Regions from separate parts of the Homo sapiens genome. Here regions 2 and 3 are each linked to region 1. The links are chromatin loops, found by intact Hi-C in ENCODE. Cell type or tissue: K562. All regions are shown on one strand. Each heading gives the region's core, and the rest is flanking DNA. Links, peaks and the distances in the headings are about the cores only. Region 1 has its middle 23 kb from the start of LINC01348. Region 2 overlaps SLC35F3 (solute carrier family 35 member F3). Region 3 overlaps LYST (lysosomal trafficking regulator).

The links. Hi-C counts contacts between places; a loop is a spot of excess contacts. Peaks named below come from ENCODE experiments on the same cell type or tissue, not always from the same donor. Only the 100,000 strongest peaks of a DNase experiment are listed, where the experiment ranks them.
Region 2: a loop joins it to region 1, with 4 times the contacts of the local background. A loop is called at or near these places in 2 of 110 quality-filtered maps.
Region 3: it touches region 1 in a loop (13-fold over the local background); 14 of 110 quality-filtered maps call a loop at or near these places.

What each region holds. Positions count from the first base shown.
Region 1 is chr1:235,089,280-235,096,646 of GRCh38, forward strand. No RefSeq gene overlaps it. Among named protein-coding and RNA genes, the nearest start is that of LINC01348, 23 kb to the left of the region's middle. RefSeq lists enhancers at 4,053-4,636, 4,602-4,761. In K562, for the core only: CTCF peaks have their summits at 4,188 and 4,718 (motif pointing right); DNase peaks (open chromatin) are centred at 4,272 and 4,742.
Region 2 is chr1:234,323,157-234,330,523 of GRCh38, forward strand. It overlaps SLC35F3 (solute carrier family 35 member F3), which reads left to right. Exons shown (of 8, transcript NM_173508.4): 8 at 1-1,355. The coding sequence ends at 87. Among named protein-coding and RNA genes, the nearest start is that of MIR4671, 20 kb to the left of the region's middle. RefSeq lists an enhancer at 3,426-3,595. In K562, for the core only: a CTCF peak has its summit at 3,638 (motif pointing left); a DNase peak (open chromatin) is centred at 3,625; H3K27me3 peaks cover 126 bases.
Region 3 is chr1:235,780,253-235,787,619 of GRCh38, forward strand. LYST (lysosomal trafficking regulator) reads right to left here. Exons shown (of 53, transcript NM_000081.4): 14 at 6,948-7,121; 15 at 1,675-1,835; 16 at 613-803. Among named protein-coding and RNA genes, the nearest start is that of MIR1537, 69 kb to the right of the region's middle. In K562, for the core only: a CTCF peak has its summit at 3,114 (motif pointing left); no DNase peak of the experiment used is centred there.

The sequences.
Region 1 (7,367 bases), core at 3,205-5,704:
CAGCTGCTGGGCTTCGGCCACGTTTCCATCCCTCCGCAGTGAAATTGTCAGCGTGAGATCTGTCCTTTCCTGGCAAGCGCTGTCTTTCACTCTGGTTTTATTCTCTTCCTCCTACTTTTCTGGCGTTTAAATCTGCTTTGTTGTAGGACATGAGAGTGCCTGTGATTGTAGACATCATTTTGTTTGGTTTTGTTTATGTCTTCACTAGGCAAAATAACACTTGATTACCTATGTCTACCCTGTTGTTTTCAGTTTTCTAGCCTACGAATCCAAAAGTCTGGGAACAACTAGTAAAAATGAAACCGGCAGGGTGTCTTGCTGAAACCTGTGCGGCTAAAGCAGAATTGGAGTGTGGTGTGCCACCGAAGATTTGGGGTACAGCAGTGTTTGCGCCATCATTCAGAGTGCTGGAAACTAAAAGGGGCCCACTCTGTGAGAAAGAGGCACAGAAAGACAGCGGCACAGCTGGAAGGCGGCACTCCAGACGCCAGCAGGTCCCAGTGGCCTGCAAGAGCGCTGCGTACCTGCAAAAATAGCACCTGTGGGCAAAGCTAACTGGATATGAATCTTAATGAAAACAGCACTTCAGCTAGCATAAGAACTATAGGAAGACAGGCCAGGCACAGTGGCTCAGCACTTTGGGAGGCTGAGGAGGGTGGATCACCTGAGGTCAGGAGTTCGAGACTAGCCTGGCCAACATGGTGAAACCCCGTCTCTACTAAAAATACAAAAATTAGCCAGGCATGGAGGCATGTGCCTGTAGTCCCAGCTACTCAGGAGCTGGAGTCAGGAGAATCGCTTGAACTCGGGAGGCAGAGGTTGCAGTGAGCCAAGATTGCACCACTGCACTCCAGCCTGGGCAACAAAGTGAGACTCCGTCTCAAAAAAAAAAGCTGTAGGAAGACAGACCTCATGGCTGGACACCCAAAACCCAAACACGTCAAGGTTTGTTTTCTCTGATATCGTCTCCTGAAAACTAAAGAACCTGTCACAAGCAAGCAGACCTATCTCCAAGCAGAAGAAATCATGCAATGTGGGAAAGAGGGGTGATTTTCCTCAGTAAATGGAGTGGCTGGAGTGAGTCTGTGGGAAGCACAGAACCACGGCCTGGTGCAGTGGGAATGGAGGAAGGCCAGGAAGGCAGCAGCCACTGGACCTGGTGCGGTCCACAGAGGAACAGGAGCAGCCTTCGTCCTCAACCCACATCCCCAGGCCCTGTGCAGCTGCTCAGCTCCCCTGCAAGGCTCGAAGCCCCATCTCCAGCGTCCTGGGATTCTCAGCATTCCAAGCCTGGCACATAACAATGGCAGTGTTTGTAGCATTTCAGAACAAGCTTGGAAACTTTCAAATGTCAGAATGAGTGATGTGGAAAGCTTGTGGGAGACACAGAGAGGCAAAAGCTGAGCTGGGAAAATGGCAAGGCAGGGAGGCGCCAGAGGGAGCACTGCTTAACACGTCCGTGGGGCTCCAAGGCTTTTAATAAAGGGATCCTCAGAAGCAGAAAAACATCTTGAGCTGTCAGAGAAGCAGTGATGTGGCAAAAATGTGAAGATTTACTGCGGTCCCGGCGGGGAGAGCTGGGGCACGTGTTACTGATTTTATCAAGGACCCACTGTCTGATTCGCCAGAGGATTTCGTGGAACAGGGAGCGCTGCTATCCGAGCAGGATCTGGGCATCGGAAGACACACGCAGCTCCTGTCTTGCTAAGAGGAGGAGGCCACCTGTAACCAGGAAGCTCCCACACTGAAGACCAGACGTCACTCGATTCCCACGGTCCACATGGCCCTTCCAGAGGAGACTGTGTTGCACAGTCGTCCACAATTTTGGAACGTCTAAGAGATGCCCACTCTGTGAGAAGCACTGGGCAGAGCTTAGGAATAAACATGGGAAGGCAGAAGTACAGCTCAAAGGCGGCATTCCAGATGCCACTTCATCCCGGGGGGAATGACAGTGATGTACCCCACAGCAGGAAACCAGGGCTCAGCACCCCCGACCTCCCTGACTGCAGTCTTCTCACCTGTGAATGATAGACTAGGGCTGGATAATGGTGACATCCCCCATAGATGGCAAGATTCTCAGAAAGAAGAATCCTGGGTCTCCCTCAACCCATGTTAGGCCTCAGTGACTGGCATGGAGTCAGATCTGTCGAAGGAATGGGTGGGTGAGGCGGTGCAAGCCCCTCCTTAGGGCCGAGACTCAGGCTTGTCCCCAGGGTGGAGAGGTCTCTAGAGAGAGATGTGGCCAGGCGCAGTGGCTCACACCTGTAATCTCAGCACTTTGGGAGGCCGAGGCAGTGGATCACCTGAGGTCAGGAGTTCAAGACGAGCCTGATCAACATGGTGAAGCCTGTCTCTACTAAAAATACAAAAATTAGCCGGGCACGGTGACACGTGCCTGTAAACCCAGCTACTCAGGAGGCTGAGGCAGGAGAATCGCTTAAATCCGGGAGGTGGAGGCTGCAGTGAGCTGAGATTGCGCCATTGCACTCCAGCCTGGTTGACGAGAGCAAGACTCCGTCTCAAAAAAAAAAAGAGATGCAATACAGGCATGGTAGCTCACGCCTGTAATCCCAGCACCTCGGAGGTCAAGGCGGGAGGATTGTTTGAGGCCAGGAGTTCAAGACCAGCCCGGACAACATAGCAAGATCCCATCTCTACAAAAAATCTAAAAATTAGCCGGGCATGGTGGTGCATGCCTGTAGTCCCAGCTACTCGAGAGGCTGAGGTGGGAGGATCACTTGAGACCAGGTGTTGGAGGCTGCAACAATCTATGATGGTGCCCCTGCACTCCAGCCTGGGTAACAGAGCAAGACCCTATCTCAAAAGAGAGAGAGAGAGAGAAGCCATAAGCTCGCAAGGAACCCCCCTGCCTTCTCCCATCCACCACAACTGCCTGCTTGGGCAGCAGGAATGGGTATATGAGGACAGGGACTTGGAACCAGGCCAACCTCAGTCAGCTCCATGCTCACTTCTGCTGGGGTTTTTTTGTTTTGTTTTGTTTTTTTGAGACGGAGTCTTGCTCTGTCCCCCAGGCTGGAGTGCAGTGGTGTGATCTTGCAACCTCCGCCTCCCGGGTTCAAGCGATTCTCCTGCCTCAGCCTCCCGAGCAGCTGGGACTACAGGCGCGCGCCACCACGCCCGGCTAACTTTTGTATTTTTAGTAGAGATGGGGTTTCACTATGTTGACCAGGCTGGTCTTAAACTCCTGACTTCAAGTGATCCACCTGCCTTGGCCTCCCAAAGTGCTGGGATTACAGGCCTGAGCCACCGCCCCCGCCTCACTTCTCCTGTTAATGACCTCAACCCTCTGAGCCAATTGCCACATCCGTGTGAAACAAGAACACCACCTAGAAAGGTTTAGAAGGGTTAGAGGTGACTGCCCGGGCGCGGTGGCTCACGCCTGTAATCCTAGCACTTTGGGAGGCCGCGGCGGGCAGATCACCTGAGGTCGGGAGTTCAAGACCAGTCTGACCAACATGGAGAAACCCCATCTCTACTAAAAATACAAAATTAGCCGGGCATGGTGGCACATGCCTGTAATCCCAGCTACTCAGGAGGCTGAGGCAGGAGAATCACTTGAACCCGCGAGGCGGAGGTTGCAGTGAGCCGAGATTGTGCCACAGCACTCCAGCCTGGGCAACAAGAGTGAAACTCTGTCTCAAAAAAAAAAAAAAAAAAAAAAAAAAAAAGGTTAGAGGGTTAGAGGTGACTTAAGTAACAGCACTCAGCATCTAGCACACAGTAGGCCCGGAGTGATCATTACTACTGGCTTACAGTGGCTTCGCCAGCACAGTCAGCCTCATGGGAAGGAGCACCCAAGTCTCAGGGCCACTCCCTGAGCACGTGTGAACTCAGCGGGATCCTTGCTGACTGGAGTCCCATGGGGAAGCATGACGGGGAGCCGGGAAGCGCTGGTCGTCCGAACGGGGCGGGAGCCTGGACAACAGGGGTACGAGGACCCAAAGCCTTCCCCTTGTTTCCTCCTCATCAATTCTCAGCAGAGTGAGGGGTGAGGAGTTAGGCCCTAGGGAGCAGGAAACAAGCAGGGATCCGGCCACACACCCACCTTCACCTTGATCCCCGGCGGGACGTCCCCACCCCTTCCCAGCAAGGCAGCCCTCAGGAGCTGCAGCCCAAGTGTCTCGCCTGGAGCTTCCAAGTGCAGAGCCTGATTTTTGAAGAACCACTGCCACACTCTGGCAAATGCAAGGAAGTCATTCTCGGTGCTGTGGCCTGGGGACCATCACGAACTGTCCTAGAGCGCAATCCGAATGCAAGCAGGGGAGAGGAGGCCCCAGCAGGCTGGATGCTGCTACGGGGAGTGACGGTCACCCCTGTGTGTCCAGAGCCCACTCCACGCCTGGAACGCAGTAAACACTGCATCGACAGTGGCCCTCCCCGCAGTCCCCCTTGCTCACCCCCTTAGCTCCTGAGCTCTTTATCATGCTTTCCGCGTGGCCCTGCTCTCACCTGACTGTAATCTGCATTTATTCCCTGTCTCCAGCTGATCTGTGAGTTCCACAAAGGGGAGAAGCCACCTGCTGGGCGGTCTTGCATCTGTGGCAATGCCTTGTGCATAAACAAACCTTCGCTAAATGTTTGTTGAGCGAACAGAAGAGCGAATGATGCACACGAATATGGAGGTCTACTAATATGTGCTTAAGGAATTAAACCGGTGATGATAGAGATGAAAGAGGCGGGTAGGTCATCGCAGTGCCTGCGGTAGGCACTAGATGGCGCCCAAGCACACCAAGAAGGCGCTGAGAGGCGGGCCGAGCAGCATGAGTTTTTGGTATAGGGGTTTCCTGGAAGATTGAAGCAGTTTATCTATGAGGGCCCCTTGACTGAAAGTCTAAGATCTGGTACAAATAAGCCAGGATCAGCGGGACATGCTGTATTACAGTTCTCCAGGGAAACAAAACCAACAGGATGTGTGTAGAGAGAGGAAGAGTTTCACGTTGAGGAATGGGCTCGTGATTGTGGAGGCTGGCAGGTCCTAAACCCAAGGCGTGGGCCAGCACAGTCCAGACCCAGGAGAGCGGAAGGTGCAGAGAAGTCCCAGGGCGTTCTGCCGGATAACTTCCCTCGCTTGGGAAGGCCAGTCTTTTTGTTCTACTTAGATCTTCAACTGATTGGATGAGACCCACCGACATTAGAGAGGGCCTCTGCTTTACTCAGAGTTTACCAATATGTTTTGGGATTTTTTTAAATATAAAATGAGATCCTGCTATGTTGCTCAGGCTAGAGTGCAGTGGCACAATCATAGTTCAATGCAGCCTCAAACTCTTGGCCCCAAGCAATCCTCCCACTTCAGCCTCCCAAGTAGCTAGGATTACAGGTGTGCACCACCATGCCTGGCTGTAATGTTGATCTCATACAAAAACACCCTCCCAGTTGACACATAAAGTTAACTATCACACACACAGCTTGAGCTGTTGTTCCAGAGAAGCCGTGATCTTTTTTATTGTTTGTTTGTTTTTTGGAGATGGAGTCTCACTCTGTCGTCCAGGCGGCGCTCAGCTCACTGCATCCTCTGCCTCCTGGATTCAAGCAATTCTCCTGCCTCAGCCTCCCGAGTAGCTGGGACTACAGGCACACGCCACCGTGCCCAGCTAATTTTTTATATTTTAGTAGAGACGGGGTTTCACCCTGTTGTCTAGGCTGGTCTCGAACTCCTGAGCTCAGGCAACCTGCCCGCCTCGGCCTCCCAAAGTGCTGGGATTACAGGCGTGAGCCACCGTGCCCGGCAGCCGTGATCCTGCATGGAGACCAACATCCTCCATCTCTCCCTCTTGCCTTCTCCCAAGAGCCCCATAATAAGTGCGAAGTGCTGGAGCAGAGACCTGTTTCCTCCCAGAGAAATCCAAAGGTTCATGGATCAGAATGTTTTGGTTTTTTGTTTTTGTTTTTGTTTGAGACGGAGTCTCACTCTGTCGCCCAGGCTGGAGTGCAGTGGCGCGATCTCGGCTCACTGCAAGCTCCTCCTCCCAGGTTCAAGCCATTCTCCTGCCTCAGCCTCCCCAGTAGCTGGGACTACAGGGGCCCGCCACCACGCCCGGCTAATGTTTTCTTTGTTGTTGTTGTTTTTGTTTGTTTTTTTTTTTGTATTTTTAGTACAGATGGGGTTTCACCGTGTTAGCCAGGGTGGTCTTGATCTCCTGACCTCGTGATCCGCCCGCCTCGGCCTCCCAAAGTGCTGGGATTACAGGCGTGAGCCACCGCGCCCAGCCAGATCAGAATGTTTTTTCCACGTGTGGCCAGGCACGGTGGCTCACGCCTGTAATCTCAGCACTTTGGGAGGCGGAGGCGGGCAGATGACCTGAGGTCAGGAGTTCGAGACCACCCTGACCAACGTGGTGAAACTCGTCTCTACTAAAAATACAAAAATTAGCTGGGTGTGGTAGTGGGCACCTGTAATCCTAGCTACTCGGGAGGCTGAGGCAGGAGAATCGCTTGAACCAGGGAGGCGGAAGCTGCAGTGAGCCGAGATCGCACCTCTGCACTCCTCCAGCCTGGGAGACAGAGTGAGACTCCATCTCAAAAAACAAACAAAAAAGAATGTTTTCCCACACACGACCCCACAAGGCAATGCAGAGAATACTACCCAGGACATGGTTCTAGGTTCAACTTCTGAGGACACTCTCCCAACCTGTTTTATAGATGCTCTTTGTAGAATTTTTGTCAGTGTTTAAAAATTAGCTTAGCCCTAAAGGTCTATGAATTGATGGTAAGTAATTTAATTGGAGATGAGTATGTGAGGAGACAAAGGAAGAAACGTTACCCTCTCCACTGAGCACAGCTAATACCGCAGATAGGAAAGAGCTTTCAGCATATTCACTGATTGGAGTCGTGTTTACATTCCTGTTGTCAACTGGAAATATTTGCTTGTTTAAAGGAAGCTTCCTGAGTGTCATCTAATTGTTAAATCTCTGTTCTGAGGGAAAGTTCTAGGTGTAGACCCACACCGCACAGTTCGTAAGTGACCATGTGCTAAGGCAAGGCACAAACTCGCCTTAGCTGCTAAATTATTTTCTTTCACCATAAAACTGCAAACAGTACTGCAAACAAATCTGCAAACAGTACTGCAAACAAATCTGCAAACAGTACTACTATCAGCAAAATCATCCATTATTTTTCCATGTTAGTATTTTTTAAGCCACTATTCTCAGAAACAAAACAAAACCTTTATTTGTGTTTAGACATCATCAGTTAGCATCATAAAAACCTTTGATTAAAGCAAAATTAGGCCATTGGTAATAGACTCACAAAAACCATTGGGGAAAAAACTGCTTCATCCTTTGAGCTACTCTCTACTTTGCAATCCAGTTTTTTAAATAAGGTTTCTAAATACACAACATGAGTAGTGA
Region 2 (7,367 bases), core at 2,428-4,927, 770 kb before region 1:
AAGGAGGAGCCTGCAGAGGGCGCTGCCGACCTGAGCTCAGGACCTCAGAGCAAGAACAGAAGAGCCCGCCCTTCCTTCGCCCGCTAACACCACTCCTCTAGAACTCGGTGGTAATGACTGGGAGGTCTATTCCTGCCGGGAGGAACCTCAGTTGGGTAAGGTGTACATACCTGTACAGTTTTGGTCATCTGCGGTAAGTTCTATGGTATTTATTGGCATGTCCAATTTGCTTGCACTTTTCCACATCAGACCTTCCACTTAAGGGTACCAATTCAATACAAAAGAGAAAAGAAGAACCTCTCAGTGCTTTTCCAACGAATGTAAAGTGGGTTTAAAAGTTCCCTGCGTAGATCGTTTTGGATGGCTGACGTTCTTGACAAGCCAGCCATCAGGGCAAGTGTTTTGAATCTTAGCAAGTGTTTTGAATCTTAGCAACTGAACATGACATTGCACACTGTGATTATTTTTCAGCTATGGTAGGTCATATTTTGTTTTATACCAGAGCTGTACTCTTAATTTTAAGGAATTTCAATGAACCAAAAGATAACTGTCAATTTATTTGGATGGATGGATGGAGGGATGGAAGGAGGGAGGGAAGGATGTCTGGGATGTGAAGAGGCAAGGCAGAAATGGATGATGAACATCAAAAACTGTCAGAGGACAGGTCTGTGCCAGGTACCAGGAAGGACAAGATAAGTCCAAGCCCCGGCTGGCCTGCTCTCACGTGTCTGTGTAAGATCATGCAAGAGAAATCACAGTGCCTTCTACAGAATTTTCGTCTTTACCTATGTGAAGCGAGGTGACGTGATACGTCACTGGCGCCGTCTTATAATTTAGATGTAAAAATCTTTAGAAACAAATAAAACTCTCTATATATGTGTATGTCTGTGTACAAAAAAATGACAGAGCTGATGGCCAGTGTATACAGAGCGTGGCCCGCGGTGTACAATACCCATATAAGGTACATTGTGCAGGAGGGGAATTGCTGGCTGCTTTTACTTCCTGACCAAGACTGAAAAATTATTTACTGAAATCTGTAAACCTTTTTATGAAACTTTTAAGCACCAGGCTGTTTACTTACACAATTTAGGTCTGCCAGAAAATTCTATCTGTGATAGATCTGTAAAGAGGGTCAGGGGTTAGAGTTTACTATTTTTGAAGTTTACATTGTTACATATGAAATGGAAACATTATTTTGAAACGTTGTCATAACCCAATGGTGCATTCTGTAACCATGGAGTCTTCTGTTTCCTGGGGGAAAGGGGCATTCATGACCTGAACTTTTTAGCAAATTATTATTCTCAGTTTCCATTACCTGTTTGGCCAAACAGATTAATAAAATATTTGAAAAAGAAGCGTTCAGTGCTGTCTCCATGGCCATTCTGTTACTTTCCCACTGCACCAGTCCTGAAGCAGTCCTCACCACATTCTGGCTTTTCCTCAATTGCACTTGCCCCCAAGAACCTTCAGGGTGGGTAAGCCAGCCCATCTGTCTCAAGGGAAGGAGACTGTAATATCGATAGAATTGACTTTTGCAAAAGTGAAATGCAGAAGCATCCCCAAAGCCTCACAGAAGCTCTAAGTCCTGGGGCAGCCTCTCCCTCCTCCACTTTTCCCCTGTTCCTCTCCCTCTCCCTCAAGGCACCTGCCCTCCGCTCAGCCCTGCCTGTGGCTTCCTTCTCACTTTTTCTTCTGAACGGGATCCGCAGCTCAGTTTACACTGGTCTCTAAGTGCCACCTAGAGCGGCAGCCCCAGTCCATAAATCTACCCAGTCTTCCAGCTCAGCCCCCACAGCCGCCTGCCTGCCTTGGGCATCCTAACTTAATGCTGGCATTTTCAATAATTTGATTGCTCCACTTCAGTAACATTATGCAGCTGTTCCAAGCAGCTGCTATGCCAGGGGCTATGAGAGCCAGTGGGTCTCATTCTAGGGCTACAGAGGGCCAAGTACTCTAGGAAGGGGTGTGAGCCAAGGGGAAACAAGAGCCTTTTTAGTACACCTCATCCCATCACCCACACCTAGAGCGTCTACACTCCATGCACCACACGTACCACTTGACACATGGGCTCTAAACCTGGAGAATCTCGTTATCCAGAGCAGAGAGCTCCCCTACCCCATGTGTCCAGGCATGTCTGGGAGGGGGCAGCTGGGGCAGCAGGATGCTGGGCTAGTTACCTCCACTACCCTGTTGAGGCTCCAAATCCCAGGGAGACAAACAGATATTTCCTTTGTAAGCCAGGACACGAAAAAGTGGGGAAGCCCTGCCTTAGGGTAGATTCATCTTATTCTCCCATTGGGCAAAAATGACCATGAAAACCCAAAAGAGTTGAGAACATGGACTCAAAGGGATATGTGCACACCCACATTCGTGGCAACACTATTCACAACCAAAAGTGGAAGCGGCCCAAGTGCCCATTGACAGAAGAATGGATGAAAAAAATGTGGCATGGCCATACAGTGGAATATTATTCCACTTTAAAAAGAAAGAAAATCTGAGCCAGGTGTAGTGGCTCACACCCATAATCCCAGCACTTTGGGAGGTGGAGGCAGGAGGGTCCCTTGAAGCCAAGAGTTCCAGACAAGCATGAGCAACATAGTGAGTCCCTCTCTTTACAAAAATAAAAATTCAAAAATTAGCTACGCATGGTGGTGCATGCCTGTACCCCTGGTTATTCGGGAGGCAAGAGGATCCTTTGAGCCCAAGCGTTCTAGTCTGCAATGAGCTATGATCACACGAGTGCACTCCAGCCTGGGCAACAAGGCAAGACCCTGTCTCAAAAAAAAGAGGAAAAGAGGAAGAAGAAAGAAGAAGAAGAGGAAGAAGAAGAAGAAGAAGAAGAAGAAGAAGAAGAAGAAGAAGAAGAAGAAGAAGAAGAGGAAGAGGAAGAGGAAGAGGAAGAAGAAAGAAGAAGAAGAAGAAGAGGAAGAGGAAGGAGCAGGAGGAGGATGGAGGATGGAGGATGGAGGATGGAGGGGGAAGGGGGAAAGAATTCTGACACATGCTACAATATGTTGAATCTTGAAGACACTGCTGGGTGACATAAGCCAGTCACAAAAGGACAAATGCTGTCTGATTCCACTTATATGAGGTTCCTGGAGTAGTCAAACTCATAGAGACAGAAGTAGAATGCTGGTTGCCAGTGGCTGGGGAGAGGGGAAATGGAGAGTTATTGTTTAGTGGGCATATAGTTTCAGTTTGCAAAGATGAAAAAAACCTGGTAGCGATTGTTGAACAATGTGAACGTACTTAATGCCACAGAACTGTACGCTTAAAAATAGTTTAAATGGTAAATTTTATGGCACGCGCATTTTATCGAAATTTTTAAAGGGACTATGAAGGGTAACGTGTATGAAATAAAATGGTTAGAACTCTCTTGCGGTCCTTTCGATACATTCTAAACCTGAGTTGGGGTTGCGGGAGGGGTAGGTTGAGAGATTTCTTTCCAGAAAGAAAACAGCCACAACCACAACACCTCCACTCCCCACCGCGCCAGAAGGTGGCCAGCACGGGGATGCGCTGCGGCAAACCTAGGAGGGACCCAAAAGCAGAAAATCCTAGAAAAGAGTTCCTGCGGATGGAACAGCGGGGCGGCTCTGAGATGCAGTCTGTGTCCCCGCTCAGCTGGGGAATTGTCTGCCCTCTAGAGGCGGGTCTGGGTAGCAATTAAAGAATGTTTCTCTGGGCTCCTTTAAAGAGGAAAAGTGAAGCCAAGACGGAGGGTACAAGAGAGGAGACCAGGACTTCCGTCTGCTGCTGATGAAAGAGGCAAAAAGCTCTGGGAAATCTCTGCTCTCTCCTTTCTTTCAGAATGTGATCGTTTGGAGCTAGAGGGCATGAAGTGACCTGCTGGCCGCCTTGCCACACCAAGTCAGAGCCGTCCCTAAGAACCCACACCTGCCGTACAGACCCTGAGCTCCTGCTCCTCTTGAGCCTTCAAGGATAGAGTTAGGCAGGAGGAATTCATGGCCAGAGACTTACTACCCCATAGAACAGATGTGTTTCTAAATCTAGCCAAGGTTGCATAACATGGAATTCTTTATCTTCAATTTTGAAAACAAATGGTTTGTCCTAAAATTAGAATGTGGTGGTGGTTGCACCATTCTGTGAATATACTAAAACTCAATACACTGCATAATTAGATGAGTGAATTTTATGATGTGTGAATTATATCTCAATAAAGCAGTTTAATTAATAAATGGTTGCCCCACAAGCTGATTTTTTTTTTTTTAAGAGATAGGGTCTCACTGTCGCCCAGGCTGGAGTGCAGTGGCACTATCTCGGCTTGCTGCAGCCTCAACCTCCTGGGCTCAGGCAATCTGCCTCCCTCAGCCTCCCAAGTAGCTGGAACCATAGGCATGCGCCACCACACCTGGCTAATTTTTTTATTTTTTTAGAGACAAGGTCTTGCTATGTCGCCCAGGCTGGTCTCAAACTCCTGCACTCAAGTGATCTTCCTCCTTGGCCTCCCAAAGCTCTGGGATCACAGGTGTGAGCCATCGAGCCCAACCTCCACAAAATGATTTAAAATTTCTTTATGGAAATCTCATAAGCACAGAGGACATTTGTTGGGTTGTTTGTGTTCTTGACTGCCCAGCGCCTGATCCCTCTTTGAAATAGCACCTTGCTCTTGCTGTGGAAGCTGAAGGGAACAGAATCTCCATTTCGGATCCTCCCACAGCACAGGAGAGGCGAGGAGGGTGTGAACTGGACTTGGCTCTGAAGCAAGATGCCAGACCCCAAAGAACAGCCGAGAAGGTGGTGCTGACTGGCCAGCTCCTGAGGGCCCTGCGGGGCCTCTGGCCTCTTCCCACCATAAAGGTCCATGGTTCCGGCCCTTTTGCAAACAGATCCTTTGGACTCACAAAGTCCCAACAGGCCTTCCAATCAATTCTCTTTTGTCGAAGACAGCAGGACACCATTTCTGTCGATTGAGTCCAAGAACTCTGAACAATATATGTGAGAGAACTGGGATGTTCAAAGAAAAGCTGAGCATTTGTTTATTTGAGGTTTGTTTGTGTGTTTTAACTTTCTGGTACACTTCTTGAAACTGGGCTTATTATGGCCTAGCAGGACTCCTAGGTCAAACTGCTTTAAAGAATGGGTAAGAATAGCTTATAAGAAATGCATCAATGATATATACATAAGGAGAGCTTAAAAGCTCCTCAGTGCTCTTAAAATATTTTAAAATAATTTTTTAAAAAATAATATTGTCTCTTCCATATATTTTTGTGCACTCAGCATTGCCAAATTCTTGAGAACATCTTTTTCTTAAGTTAAAATAGTGGTAAACCAGCTGGTAAATTTCCTCCAAATTATCAAAAACTTTGGAGTTACTAGAATTATAGGAAATGAGATTTAATGTAAAGACAACTTAATGTGTTAAAAGTTTTAGCTCAAGCCTTTTTTTCTGTCTCTTACTGAAAAAGGTACATGCTTCCTGTAGAATATTGAGAAATACCTATAAACACACAATCTAGTAGTTGTCATTGTAACTGCAGGAGGGGTAGCAGTAGCCTGTGAGGATATGACAGGGGGGCGATCCCTCTGAGAAGGCCTTGAGGGGGCTCTCAGGCACGCTCTCTGGGAGAGAGGTAAGGGCAGGGAATGCCCGTGGGAAGCTAAGTGTACACACCTGCTTAGCTCTACACCTGCTCTTCTATCCCCACAGAAAAGACACTAAGGAGAGGCTCTTGCCAGAAGAAAAACATTAGAGGAAATTACAAACCTCCAGAAGGAAATTCCAGAAATCCCCGGAGTTTATTTCTTATTGGGAATAGAAGAGCATTTGGCCACCTAAGCCTTTTAATTTGTTCAGAATTTGTGGTATGCATGTCATAGGGGGATCTCAGAGGCTAGGGAGAGACAGCCACTGGAACCGCTGTTTCTAAGACCCTCTTCCTACCCGCCCACGGAAGTGGGAATGGGGATGGAAGGCCGCACCAGAGAACACTGGCTGAGACATGACTCAGGGACCCACACTCCTCCTCCCTGCACCTCTCCCATCTTCAACGTGCAGCTTTGCAGTGGCGAGCCAGAGAAGCAAGACGAGGAGGTGGCTCACATCACTGCTGCTCAGACTGGGAAGTGTTTGAACCCTGAGGGTTTGTTTAAACTTCCAGGCCAGTCTCCACACAGCAAGAGTGGGACCATATGGGGGTTAAAAAAAGAAACCCGGTCGGGCGCAGTGGCTCACACCTATAATCCCAGAACTTTGGGAGGCCGAGGCAGGTGGATCATTTGAGGCTAGGAGTTCGAGACCAGCCCGGCCAACATGGTGAAACTCCGTCTTTACTAAAAATACAAAAATTAGCCAGGTATGGTGGTGGGTGCCTGTAATCCCAGCTACTCGGGAGGCTGAGACAGGAGAATCGTTTGAACTCGGGAGGCAGAGGTTGCAGTGAGCCAAGATCATGCCACTGCACTCCAGTCTGGGTGACAGAGTGAGACCCTGTCTCAAAAAAAATAAAACAAAGTAAAATAAAAAAAGAAACCCAGCTGGATGCAGTGGCTCATGCCTGTAATCCCAACAATTTGGGAGGCAGAGGTGGGTGGATCACTTGAGCTCGAGTTCAAGACCAGCCTGGGCAGCATGGTGAAACCCCGTCTCAATAAATAAATAAATAAAAGAAAACCTATCCGTGCATCACAGTGGTGCTCTTTTTTTAATTTATACCTGTTTATCAAGGATTAGAGTATAACTTTTTAAACTAATTTTATTTTGTCCTCAGACCACTCTCTTTTGGCATCTTCATTGATGGGAACTGTAAACCCTGTCACACCAACTAGATATAGCTATTCCCCCAGTGCTCCTGCTTTCCCTCTGTTATCTGCTTTCATTCACATGGTGAAAAATTGAATTTCCGGCATGTCTTCCTTGTGGGGAGGCTGAGAGTCTAGCACCTTTTTAGGATTTTGCAATTATGTGTGCAGTGTCGGTAGCTTGCTGTATGGTCCTGTCCCGTATGTTGAATTTCCTCAAAGATACCATGTGTGCGTATGTGTGTGCGTTTGCCACATTTACTGTGTTGTTTTTGATTAGTATCTCTTTCCCACCAATTAGACTATTGCTATTTGTTTAAATAAATGATCCCTGTAAACTAATCACCATACAATAATCACTACCTCTTTTAAATGATATCATTTAGAAACAGACATATAATCATCAAGGTGCAATCTGGCGACTTTCTTCATTCCCCTATTGCAAGAGTTACCTCTTCCTCTTTTTTTTTTTTTTTTTTTTTTCTGAGACGGAGACTCGCTCTGTCGCCCAGGCTGGAGTGCAGTGGCACAATCTCGGCTCACTGCAAGCTCTGCCTCCTGGGTTCACGCCATTCTCCTCCCTCAGCCTCCAGAGTAGGTGGGAC
Region 3 (7,367 bases), core at 2,076-4,575, 690 kb after region 1:
AATTAGCCCGGTGTGGTGATGCATGACCACAGGCCCGGCCACTTGGGAGGCTGAGGTGGGAGGATCATTTGAGCCCAGGAGTTCAAGGCTGCGGTGAGCCATGATCACACCACTGCACCCAAGCCTGGGTGACAGAGTGAAATCCTGTCTCTTAAAAAAAAAAATAAAAAATAAAAAAGAGTAGGTTTTCTAAGACCTGAATACATGTAACTAAAACTAACATTATAAATGGATATTATTTATTTATAAGTATGGAAAGAAAATATAATGAGCAACATTTTTTAGGAGTATGTCAAACTAACAAGTGTTATTTTCACTGTATCATAAACATTTTTCCTGAATAATTAGTAGGTATAAAATAAACTAAACTGATAAACTTTTTATAGAAATATAATTTCAAGGAAAAGGAGATATAAATATAAAGCCTGAAACAAATTTTGAAAGGAGATCAAAGTGTTTCAATTTTTTTCAGAAAAAAACATAATTCTAAGAAAAGAAAATGATAAGGAACCACATTAAAATCTTTAGAAATCTAATTCATAACTATACATTACAATAAATATACCTAAATACATTTACTATAAAATTAAAATTTATAAAATTAAAACTTACAATTAAGAGACCAATATCCACATCTTTCTTGGTCATAAAAAGTTCTCTGATTTGTTCACATCGCAAAATTTCTTTATTAATATATTTGGAGTAGTCATTGACTGGCTTGCCATACTTACATGGCATTACAGATGTATGGTTGGGTCCACAAGCATACAGATAAAAGGCCTCTTGTGAACCAACCTTAGCTCCTGAATAGCAGAAAAATAAAGTTAGTTATTTAAAACACCCTAACCAGAATTTTTCATAAAAAGCAAGAAACCAGGAATTATTTTTTGTAGCCAGATTCTTTCAGTTGTTCACTATATTTTATAAAATTGATAAAGCCTCAATTTCGAAATTGGTGTAACGAGAAAATAACCTATGTCAACTATGATGGAAGATGAATTAATGTATATAAAGTTAATTGTGAAGCTTTTAATTAAATCATAACATTTCCATTTGCTCCTTAGCCAGAAAACAGGTTTTCTGTTTTATTTTACTTTGTTGTATTTTTTAAATAATGGGAGCTATATCTTGGTAAACTCCATTTCTAACTAAAATTTGAATCAATATCTTTATTCCTTCCTATTTAGTCAATAAACACTGTCTGAATGCTATTATGTGTGAGGTTTAAGGACATATTTTTTAAAAATCATATATTTCATTTTTCCCTAAAATTTGATATTTGTATAAGATATAATAAAATTATAAAGGAGACAACCAAGATAAGTTTACTAGTCATGATGCTACATTATCCAGTATAAAAAAACGCTAAGTTAATATGAGCTTCTCTTTTTTGAGGATGGAAGAAATACATTTTTATATTAAATGTATATATCAATTGTAAGACACAACTAGATTACAAAAACGTTAAAATATTTTAAAAGTATATCTTAGAATCTTGGAAATACAGTACTTATTAAACACAAGTAAAGGAACATAGATGGATATTTTAGCCAGGTTAATTTACTTAGTTTAATATTTGTTAACTGAGAAAAAAAACTGGAAATGTTTCAAAGGAAAAAAATCTCACTCTGTCGCCCAGGCTGAAGTGCAGTGGTGCAATCATAGCTCACTCACCGTTGAAGAGAAGCAAATTTCCCAGGTCCCATTTTCCAGCCAACTGCAAAAACTCTTCTTGGGATGATAAACAATGGCCAATCATGCAAAATGTTTTATTGCTATCAGATGACAAACTTGTTTTTCTTGGAAGCATAAAATCCAAAGTAACATCAGGCTTCCTACATTAAAAACAAAACAAAGTTAAAGCAATGACTTTAGGAAGTCTAGTACTAAGTATTTTTAAAGTATGAATATTTAACAATGGGGAATTCTTTTTTTTTTTTTTTGGAGACAGAGTCTCGCTCTGTTGCCCAGGTTGGCACGATCTCAGCTCACTGCAAGCTCCGCCTCCTGGGTTCACACCATTCTCCTGCCTCAGCCTCCCAAGTAGCTGGGATTACAGGTGCCCGCCACCAGGCCTGGTTAATTTTTTGTATTTTTTTTTTAGTAAAGACGGGGTTTCACTGTGTTAGCCAGGATGGTCTCTATCTCCTGACCTCATGATCCACCCGCCTTGGCCTCCCAAAGTGCTGGGATTACAGGTGTGAGCCACCACACCCGGCCTACAATGGGGAATTCTTGAACAATTTTCTTGGGTCATTATCAGCTGGCACTGGGGCAAGAGAGGAGGGCTAATTGTTTGTCTCTTGGTCAAAGGTGCTGCAGAAAGAGGGGAGCCAAAGAGAGATACCTGATGATCCCACGGCAGGCCATGGGAAATGTGACTAAACATTTGCTGCAAGTTTTCTTTGCCATTTGACTTCTGTATATGCACCTTCCTGGTTTACAGATATAAACCAACCACCTCCCCTTAATTTTGCCAAGAAGTCTCCCATCTTGACAAACAATTCCAAAAACTGGAATCCATGACATTCCAAAAATGTTATGTCATCTATGAGGCCTTTGAAAACTAATCAGTAAAAACATAACTTCTTCAAAATTTCTGTCTAGCCATTGAAATGCCAATACTTTCTGCATTTTCTGTTTTCTTAATGCTAAGTGATTATGCAGCTTTTGATTAGTCTCTTTTGCTTCATGGATAACGGTGAAGGAATGCTTACAAAAGACAGTACTGGAAAAGGCAAAATAAGGCTTTCTCACAGAAAGACACACAAAGCAGGGAGGACTTCATCAACTAGTGAAACCACAGAGCTCTACCCCTAATTTAGGAATGTTTTAAACTCCATTTTAAGATAATGAGAGTAATCTATGAAGGCAAAGTCTAAATAAAATTTGTAAGATGAAGACAGGATAAGCTAACACGGGTAGCTCTTAATGAGAAATTCAACTTTGTGTATATTTATTTTAAAAGTTTTGCCTAAGGCTCTCTGTTTCACATATAACATATAAACTTAACTATTTTAATGTTTTTTTTTTTAATAAAGGAAAGATGTGGGATACATTCAATGACATACTTCTCCTTGACCAAATAAATGGCTGTGACTGAAACTCTATTGCCATCTAGTGGCATTATGACTTAAAATAGTTTTAAATTTTTTATTTTAAAAAATAGTTTTTCAATGAGAACATACGGACACAGGGAGGGGAACATCACACACCGGGGCCTGTCGGCGGGTGTTGGGGCAAGGGGAGGAAGAGTATCAGGACAAATACCTAATGCACGTGGGGCTTAAAACCTAGATGACGGGTTGATGGGTGCAGCAAACCACCATGGCACATGTATACCTATGTAACAAACCTGCACGTTCTGCACATGTATCCCAGAACTAAAGTAAAATAAAAATATAACAATGAAATAAAAATAAAATAGTGTTTTTAAGGGTGAAAGAAAACCTATTGCAGGATGAATGCAAAATGAATTAAACAAATATTAAGTATCTACTATGTGCCATATATTTCTGCCATATTTGTAAGCTGTTAATAACAACTAATAGAAAGTATTAACTCATTTTCAGTACTGTTACCTTATTTTAAAAGGCCTCTTCAAATGTATTCTTTTAGAAATTCTTTTTTTTTTTCTTTTAAATTGAGACAGGGTCTCGCTCTGTCACCCAGGCTGAAGTGCAGGGGTGCAATCATGGCTCACTGTAGCCTTGACTTACTGGGCTCAGGTGATCCTCCTGCCTCAGTGTCCCGAATAGCTGGGACTACAGCTACGCATTACCATGCCCAGCTAATTTTTTTATTTTTAGTGGAGACAGGGATTTTCCATGTTGCCCAGGTTGGTCTTGAATTCCCGTGCTCAAGCAATCCTTCTGCCTCGGCCTATCAAAGTGCTGGGATTACAGGCATGAAGCACCATGCCTGGCCTAGAAATTATTCTATAGCTTATAAAGTGACAAAGATACTAGAGAACCAAGTTTAAGTCAACAGAATAAAATATTTGTCCTTGGTCACTTGCTCTGTTAACCAATGAAATTAACTTGTGCCAAATGGCAAACAATTCTCTCAAAGGAGTATAGCTGTAAGTTGGTGGGTAAAAAAACAGAGTGATATGTGAATCAAGTGACCATGCTTACTAATTTCAGACTGTCCACAATAAAAATCTAATCTCTCATTCTGAACATTTCTAATAGTTTATGGTTCCTCTACCTGTCAGCTGACATAATTCAGAAAAAGGCTGCAGGGGCAGTAAAGCATAGGGTTTTAAAGCATGGGCCCTCCCTAGGGTCAGAGTTTAGGTTAAACTTTCAGCTCTACCCCTTACTTGTGGCATGAGTTTGGGAAAGTCACTCTAGGTCTCAGTTGCCTCATATGTAAAATTGGGATAATAATATACCTACTTTATAGTATTGTTGGGAGGATTAAATCAGGTAATCTGTATAAAGTGCCTAATACAGTGCCTGGCACATATTGAGAGCTCAAGAAATTGAGTGGAGAGTGCCTAGGAGAAAGGGGCTCTCTACTTACAACTCCAGCCCCAGCTCCATCTGATTTAACTATAGGTTCTGGAAACAAATTTGCTGATTGGCTACAGCTGCCATGGCAGCTATGAAGATCGAGAACGTCACAGACAGTATTTTATTTGGAACATGGAACATGGAAATTAGGCTTCAATTACGTATTTTTACATTTTTTAAAATGAATACAACAAAACTGAACTCTTAATTTTACTTCCAAAGCATGTTCTTGCTTGTGGCAGACACCATGGACTGTAAAGCAATCCACAAGCTCCTGCTCCCTGTCTCCCTCTATTATTGAGGCTGGACAGCTGTAAGCAATCAATTGCTGCAGCCTCCTGCAGTGATGCCCTGTCTTCCACCTCAAACTGTCCTCCTCCCACCTGCACAGGGCAAATTCCATCTCCTCCTTCAGGTCTCAGGTTTAATACCCTGTTCTTAGATAGGCCTTCCCTGATCCACCCATCGTAAGTGTCAAACTCGATATTTTCTGCCTCAGGGTTTTAAAGCATGGGCCTCACAGTATTTTTCATCATTTGTAAATATTCATTTAATTGTGTTTGCTTGTTGTCTGATTCCTCATCAGACTGTGAACTCCAGGAAGGCAGGGAATGTGTCTATCTTGTTTACCATTGTCCCCTAGGCCTAATTAATATATCAAGTGCTCAAAACACTGTAATTCCTCAATAAATGTAATGAATGAACAAATGAATGAATAAAAATAGGTTAATCTGTGTTAAGGGTATATGTTATTTCCATGGTCTAATCTACTTTGAGGGATTTTTGAGAGAATTAGATGATGTATATAAAGCACCTAGCAAAAGGTCTGCAACATAGTAAGTATGCAGTATTATATTCCCTTTGATTAAATCTAGACTTCTCAGCTTGGCATTCAAAGCCTGTTAAGTAGTCTCACCATGTCCATTCATTTTTATTTCTCATTATTCAACTTAAACTCATCCAACCAGCTTAATCCTCTACCATGCTACATTACAGTTTCGAATTCTCTATCTTCTTTCATGCTACTTCATTCAATACAATACTTCCCAATGCTTACAAATCGAAGATACCTTATAGTTCCTACAGGCTAAAATTTGACATTAAGATATTCCACAAGATGTTTCTTATTAACTTGGCTCACAATTCTCCTATGTGGTAAAAATCATACAGTACTCTCCCTGAATCTATCACTTGGTATATTTCTAGCACTCTATCTGAATCTATCACCTTATACATAGGCTAGTCATTCTAATTTCTTTTGAAAGCCTAATTTAATTTAGGTATTAGCCTTATTAGCCACTTAATTTAAATAATTATCACGGCTTCAGTTTTATAATATATGGGCTTGCAGGATGAAATTACAGATTCTGTTCTTTGATATATAGTTATACATAAATGTCTAAATTTCTGGGTATCTGCATGCTCCCCAAACCCAAATATTAATTTTCAACAGTCACTTCGACAGGAGGCTTATTTTGCATGAAAATGACCAATAGGAAAAAAAAGTCCAACTCTGACAGATTTGTAAGTTAAAGTATAGTAAATTTTTCAGAGAAATGCAAATCAAAACCACAATGAGATACCATCTCACACCAGTTAGAATGGCAATCATTAAAAAGTCAGCAAACAACAGGTGCTGGAGAGGATGTGGAGAAATAGGAACACTTTTACATTGTTGGTGGGTCTGTAAACTAGTTCAACCATTGTGGAAGACAGTGTGGTGATTCTTCAAGGATCTGGAACTAGAAATACCATTTGACCCAGCCATCCCATTACTGGGTATATACCCAAAGGATTATGAATCATACTGCTATAAAGACACATGCACATGTATGTTTATTGCGGCACTATTCACAATAGCAAAGACTTGGAACCAACCCAAATGTCCATCAATGATAGACTGGATTAAGAAAATGTGGCACATATACACCATGGAATACTATGCAGCCATAAAAAAGGATGAGTTCATGTCCTTTGTACGGACACGGATGAAGCTGGAAATCATCACTCTCAGCAAACGATCGCAAGGACAAAAAACCAAACACCGCATGTTCTCACTCATAGGTGGGAATTGAACAATGAGAACACTTGGACACAGGAAGGGAAACATCACACACTGGGGCCTGTCGTGGGGTGGGGGGAGGGGGGAGGGATAGCATAGGAGATATACCTAATGTAAATGACGAGTTAATGGGTGCAGCACACCAACATGGCACATGTATACATATGTAACAAACCTGCACATTGTGCACATGTACCCTAGAACTTAAAGTACAATAATAATAAAAAAAGAAACAACAAAAAATATAGTAAATTTTATTATAGTAAAAACCTAGAAGTTTCTGTATTCTGTTTCAGAAGCTATAATTGACTAATGAAACATAACATTGTAACTGAGATTGAGATGCATTTTCTCAAAATGCTTCCTACCTCTGTCCAGAGACCCATATGGAGATTTTCCCATGAATCCTCCTTTTCCCTTGGGGCTGCTGTAAGTAGGTGAGTACTAAATGTTGCCATTTGCTTGGGAGGAAAATATTCTCCTGTGATTCAACCTGTGCTAGTAAAACAGCTTTCATGTCATCATTTGAATCCATGCACACACTACAGAAAAAGAGAAAAGGCATAGGCTGAAAACATGAAAATTCTGACCTCAGTGTTTAACATACATATAGTAACTATAATTCTAAATAAGTAAGATTAAAAATCAGTTCTATTTTTTTTAAAGTGCTTGAAAAGTCAGTAGGTCTTCGTTTTATACCATAAGTTACTTAGTTATTCTATCATTACCTCAATTCATGAACTAAAATAGATTAGGCTCATTGGCTGGTAGTCATAATTTAGGCAATA